Linked DNA regions of Homo sapiens: region 2 is linked to region 1. A link is a loop called in an ENCODE intact Hi-C map of the cell type or tissue named here. Cell type or tissue: ovary. All regions are shown on one strand. Each heading gives the region's core, and the rest is flanking DNA. Links, peaks and the distances in the headings are about the cores only. Region 1 has its middle 560 kb from the start of LINC02484. Region 2 has its middle 510 kb from the start of LINC02484.

Evidence for each region. Peaks named below come from ENCODE experiments on the same cell type or tissue, not always from the same donor. Only the 100,000 strongest peaks of a DNase experiment are listed, where the experiment ranks them.
Region 2: a loop joins it to region 1, with 6 times the contacts of the local background. A loop is called at or near these places in 36 of 110 quality-filtered maps.

Annotation. Positions count from the first base shown.
Region 1 is chr4:34,825,734-34,828,654 of GRCh38, forward strand. No RefSeq gene overlaps it. Among named protein-coding and RNA genes, the nearest start is that of LINC02484, 560 kb to the left of the region's middle. In ovary, for the core only: no CTCF peak of the experiment used is centred there; no DNase peak of the experiment used is centred there.
Region 2 is chr4:34,773,493-34,776,413 of GRCh38, forward strand. No RefSeq gene overlaps it. Among named protein-coding and RNA genes, the nearest start is that of LINC02484, 510 kb to the left of the region's middle. In ovary, for the core only: no CTCF peak of the experiment used is centred there; a DNase peak (open chromatin) is centred at 1,432.

The DNA.
Region 1 (2,921 bases), core at 246-2,745:
AATTTATAAAATAAAAAGATTTAATTGACTTACAGTCCCAAGTGGTTGGAGAGGCCTCAGAATAATGGCTGAAGGTGAAAGGCACATCTCACATGGCGGCAGAAAAGTGAAGAAAACTTGTGCAGAGAAACCCCCTTTTTTAAACCATCAGATCTAGTGAGACGTATCTGCTATCATGAGAACAGAATGGGAGAGACCTGCTCCCATGATTCAGTTACCTCCCACCAGGTCCCTCCCACAACACATGAGAATTCAAGATGAGATTTGGGTGGAGACACAACAAAACCATATTATTCCACTGCTGGCCCCTCTGAAATCTCATGTCTTCACATTTCAAAACCAATCATACCTTCCCAACAGTCCCCCAAAGTCTTAACTCATTTCAGTATTAACTCAAAAGTCCACAACCCGAAGTCTCATCCAAGACAAGGCAAGCCCCTTCTGCCTATGGGCCTGTAAAATCTAAAGCAAGTTACTTATTTCCTAGATACAGTGGGGGTATAGGCATTGGGTAAATACAGCCATTACAAATGGGAGAAATTGGCCAAAACAAAGGGGCTGCAGGCCCCATGCAAGTCTGAAATCCAGCAGGGCAGTCAAATCTTAAAGCAACAAAATGATCTCCTTTGACCCCATGCCTCATATCCAGGTCATGCTGATGCCAGAGGTGGATTCCTTTGGTCTTGGGCAGCTCTGCCCCTGTGGCTTTGTGGGTACAGCCTCCCTCCTGGCTGCTTTCATGGGCTAATGTTGAGTGTCTGTGGCTTTTCTTAGATGCACGGTGCAAGCTGTCAGTGGGTCTCTCATTCTGGGGTATGGAGGACAGTGGCCCTCTTCTCACAGCTCCACTAGGCAGTGCCCCAGTAGAGACTCTGTGTGGGGGCTCCCATCCCACATTTCCCTTCTGTATGCCCTAGCAGAGGTTCTCCTTGAGGACCCCAGCCCTACAGCAAATTTCTGCTTGGGCATCCAGACATTTCCATACATCTCCTGAAATCCAGGTGGAGGTACCCAAACCCCAATTCTTGACTTCTGTGCACTTACAGGCTCAACATCATGTGGAAGCTGCCAAGGCTTGAGGCTTGCACCCTCTGAAGCTACGGCCCCGGCACGACTTTGGCCCCTTTCAGCCATGGCTGGAGTGCCTGGGACACAAGACACGAAGTCGCTAGGCTGCACACAGAACAGGAACCCTAGTCTTGGCATATGAAACCACTTTTTTCTCCTAGATCCCTGGAATTGTGATGGGAGGGGCTGCCTCCAAGGTCTCTGACATGCCCTTGAGACATTTTCCCCATTGTCTTGGTGATTAACATTAGGCTTCTCATTACTTATGCAAATTTCTGCAGCCAGCTTGAATTTCTTCTCAGAAAATGGGATTTTCTTTTTTATTGCAGTGTTAGGCCATAAATTTTCCAAACTTTTATGCTCTGCTTCACTTATAAAACTAAATGCCTTTTTGAATTTTTGGTAAAGACGGGGTTTCACTGTGTTAGCCAGGATGGTCTCGATCTCCTGACCTTGTGATCCGCCTGTCTTGGTCTCCCAAAGTACTGGGATTACAGGCGTGAGCCACCGTGCCCAGGCGTGGTGGTAGGCACCTGTAGTCCCAGCTGCTCAGGAGGCTGAGGCAGGAGAATGGTGTGAACATGGGAGGCTGAGCTTGCAGTGAGCCGAGATTGCGCCACTGCACTCCAGCCTGGGTGACAGAGCGAGACTCTGTCTCTAAAAAAAAAAAAAAAAAAAGCTAAATGCCTTTAACAGCACCCAAGTCACCTCTTGAATTCTTTGCTGCTTAGAAATTTCTTCCACCAGATGCCCTAAATCATCTCTCAAGTTCAAAGTTCCACAAATCTCTAGGGCATGGGCAATAGGCTGCCAGCCTCTTTGCTAAAACATAACAAGAGTCACATTTGCGCTAGTCGCCAAAAAGTCCCTCATCTCCATCTGACACCACCTCAGCCTAAATTTCATTTTCCATATCACTATCAGCATTTTGGTCAAAGCCATTCAACAAGTCTCTTAGGAGTTCCAAACTTTCTTGCTTTTTCCTGCTGTCTTCAGAGCCCTCCAAACTGTTCTAACCGCTGCCTGTTACCCAGTTCCAAAGTTGCTTCCACATTTTTGGGTATCTTTTCAGCAGTACCCCACTCTCCTGGTACCAATTAGTCCATTTTCATGCTGCTGATAAAGACATATACGAAACTGAGCAATTTACAAAAGAAAGAGGTTTAATTGACTTACAGTTTCACGTGGCTGGGGAGGCTTTACAATCATGGCAGAAGGTGAAAGGCATATCTCACATGGCAGCAGACAAGAGAAGAGAGCTTGTGCAGAGAAACTCCCATTTTAAAACCATTAGATCTCATGAGACTTATTTGCTATCATGAGAACAGCACAGGAAACTTGTGCCAACATGATTCAATTACCTTCCACCGGGTCACTCCCATAACATGTGGGAATTCAAGATGAGATTTGGGTGGGGACACAGCCAAACCATATCACACTCAATTGAGTTGGAGAGCAAGCAAGTTACCAATCACTAATCAATCATCAATCACGTATCCTTGATCAAAATAATGTGCCATAATTGAAAATTCACCAGTATGATGAATAAATATAAAACCAGACATGAAAAATTTCCTTCTTTGGAGTATCAGAAAAGGATCAAAGCAATGATACTTATTCTGAATCTTAAATGGAAATTCATGTTTTACATGACCAAGTTAAAAACAAAATCATTTCAGATTTTAGAGAGAATAACATGTACAACAGAATGGTAGAGAGACATGGGCTAAGATCACAGTATTCAAACAATTGATTTGTGAAGAAACAGTGAATATCTTTAATCAGATCCCTTTTGGTAGAAGATAACTTAGAGAACATTTAAAAAGACCCTGTAAATAAAAATGAGTTGTTAA
Region 2 (2,921 bases), core at 297-2,796, 52 kb before region 1:
AGGGCTTGGGTAGGCAGTGGAAAGTTACAGTTAAAGGTGGTTATCTATTGTTAGCAGGGGAGGGGGTCACAAGGTGCATGGTGGAGCGATGATGGGAGTCATTGTCCAGGAGAAGAATGTCACAGGGTCGATTGATCAGTTGGGGCAGGGCAGGAACAAGTCATAATGGTAGAATGCCCTAAGGTGGGTTAATTAGTTAAAGCAGGAACTGGCTGTTTCATTTCTTTGTGGTTTTTCGATGGCTCCAGACTTCTTGGCTCCTGCAGTCCATCTTGGCTCCTGCAGGCCAACTGGACGTATATATGCAGGTCACAGGGGTTACAATGGCTGAGCTTCGGCTCAGAGGTCTGACAAGGAGATAATATGCATATGCTGGTTTTTAGATGTTTATAAAATAAAAATATGTATATATATATTTAAAAAGCATAGGTCACTTGAGTAGTCATTTAACTGTAAACAAAATAATTTTTAAATTTACTAGTTAGTGTGTTCTATTATTATTCTTGGTATTTGCTATTATTTTAAAACTGATATTTCGATATTATGTGCTCAATTTCACCTGATTCTTTAGATAGACATTGCTGTCAGAGGCAGTTGAACCAGAGCAACATCATCTTGAATAGGGACTGGGAAAACAAGGCTAGATCTGCTGGGCTGCATTCCTAGACAGCTCGGCATTCTAAGTCACAGGATGAGACACGAGGTTAGTATAAGACACAGATCATAAAGACCTTGCTGACAAAACAGGCTGCAATAAAGAAGCCGGCTAAAATCCACCAAAAGGGTGGCAACAAGAGTGACCTCTGGTCATCCTCACCACTACACTCCTGCCAGAGCCATGACAGTTTACAAATGGCATGGCAACGTCAGAAAGTTACCCTGTATGGTCTAAAAGGTGAGGTATGAAGAATCCACCCCATGTTTAGCATATCATCAAGAAATAACCATAGAAATGGGCAAGCAGCAGCCCTATGGAGTAGTCATTCTTTATTCCCTTACTTTTTAAATAAACTTGTTTTCACTTTACGGACCTGCCCTGAATTCTTTCTTGTGTGAGATTCAAGAACCCGTTCTTGGGGTCTGGATCGGGACCCCTTTCCAGCATCATTACTATTTTTATTTCAAACTTTATCTATAATGTCTAACTAGTAAGTGATCCATACGCGGATTGGTAAAAAGAGTTTACTGACAACATTATAGGCTTGAAAAAAGGAAAGTTTTTTAGAAAGGAAGAACACTGCACGAGGGTTCGGGGAACCTCAGCCGGAGGATTAAGGTATGGTGGTGGATTTTCCTTACGAACATTTATGAATTTTCAGGCAGGAGGTTAGGGTTGTAAAATGAGTTTTGGCATGGCATTCCAGAGATGTATATAAATTTTAGCTACTTATAAAAGTTGAAAGAGGCCTGGAGCCGGGCGCCGTTGCTCACGCCTGTAATCCCAGCATTTTGTGAGGCCAAGGCAGGCAGATCACCTGAAGTTGGGAGTTCGAGACCAGCCTGACCAACATGGAGAAACACCGTCACTATTAAAAATACAAAATTAGCTGGGTGTGGTGGTGCATGCCTGTAATCCCAGCTACTCAGGAGGCTGAGGCAGGGGAATCACTTAAACCCAGGAGGCAGAAGTTGCTGTGAGCCAAGATCATGCCATTGTACTCCAGCCTGGACAGCAAGAGTGAAACTCAGTCTTAAAAAAAAAAAAAAAAAAAAAAAAAAGGCCTGGAATCAGATGCCCACTTGAGATACTGGGGAAGTTTAATTACTTCTAAAATTTCCAGATGAGGAGTTTAGCATTTGGATGGCCTGTTTGCTGGTGTTCTTTGCTCCCTTCTAAATTTCTCAGATAAGGGGTTTTTGTGTCCGGAGTTCGTTCAATGGTCACCAGGTGATTTTCACTTTTCCTCAGTATTAAAGCAAATTTTTTTCTTACCTCTTTAAGAGGCATCATGTTTGTATTCTACCATATTTCTAAAGCCTAATCAGCCAAAGAACACTAGACATAAGACTTACTTTGACAGGGTCAGATTTATTTATTTGATGTAACTAAGGTAGGTACTTTGTGGAACTATAGATTGCTGCCTCACAAGAGTGGGAGAGAAGTGTCTTTCATAAGGTATATGGGCTTGTGCTGATAAAGTCCAAACAGAGTCTAAGAGAAACAGACTAGACTGAATTCTCTTTCCAAGGCAGAATTAGAAGAGGGTAATTATTAAAAATTGGGTGATGTTATGAGGTGTAGACAATTTACCTGCTGGGTTTTTCTAGCAATGTACAAAAATAGCAAAGTGGCTCTGGGACATCATTGGTATGAAAGAAGTTATCACTCAAAGAAGGAATTCCCATGGTATTTTACAACTAATGCACCATATTGGGAGAAATTTTTTTCTTTATTAATTGTGTTTTATCTGTGTCTGTTCTCTCAGGCTAATTAAAGGCAGGGCTCCTTTTTTTTCATTAGTACAGCTGATGTTCACTCTTTCAGTACTTCACAGGTTTTAAAATTATTTCATTGATAACACCCTAAGTTACTGATACTCCTACGTACATTCATGTAATCTCAAGTCATTAATTATTTTTCTTTAAACAGAACTTCTCCACATTCATGGATTTTCCCCTTACATTTGTTGTTATTGATGTAATGAAGTTCTCCATGTATGCCAAATACAAAGCTATCAGAGATTGTTTTGTGAGCATCTTCCATGCTGCGGCTTGTCTAAGATTTTTTCACTTTCTTAATAATATCTTTCAAAGATTTCTTACATTTAATGTTGTTCATTTTTACTTTTCAAGCATTTGTGACCTCTTTATGGAATATTTCCTACATCAGTCTTTTCCATGTTAGTCTTCTGAGTTATCTTCTAAAACACTTATGACTTTACCTTTTGTGTGTACATTAAAGAACATCAGCTTATTAAACA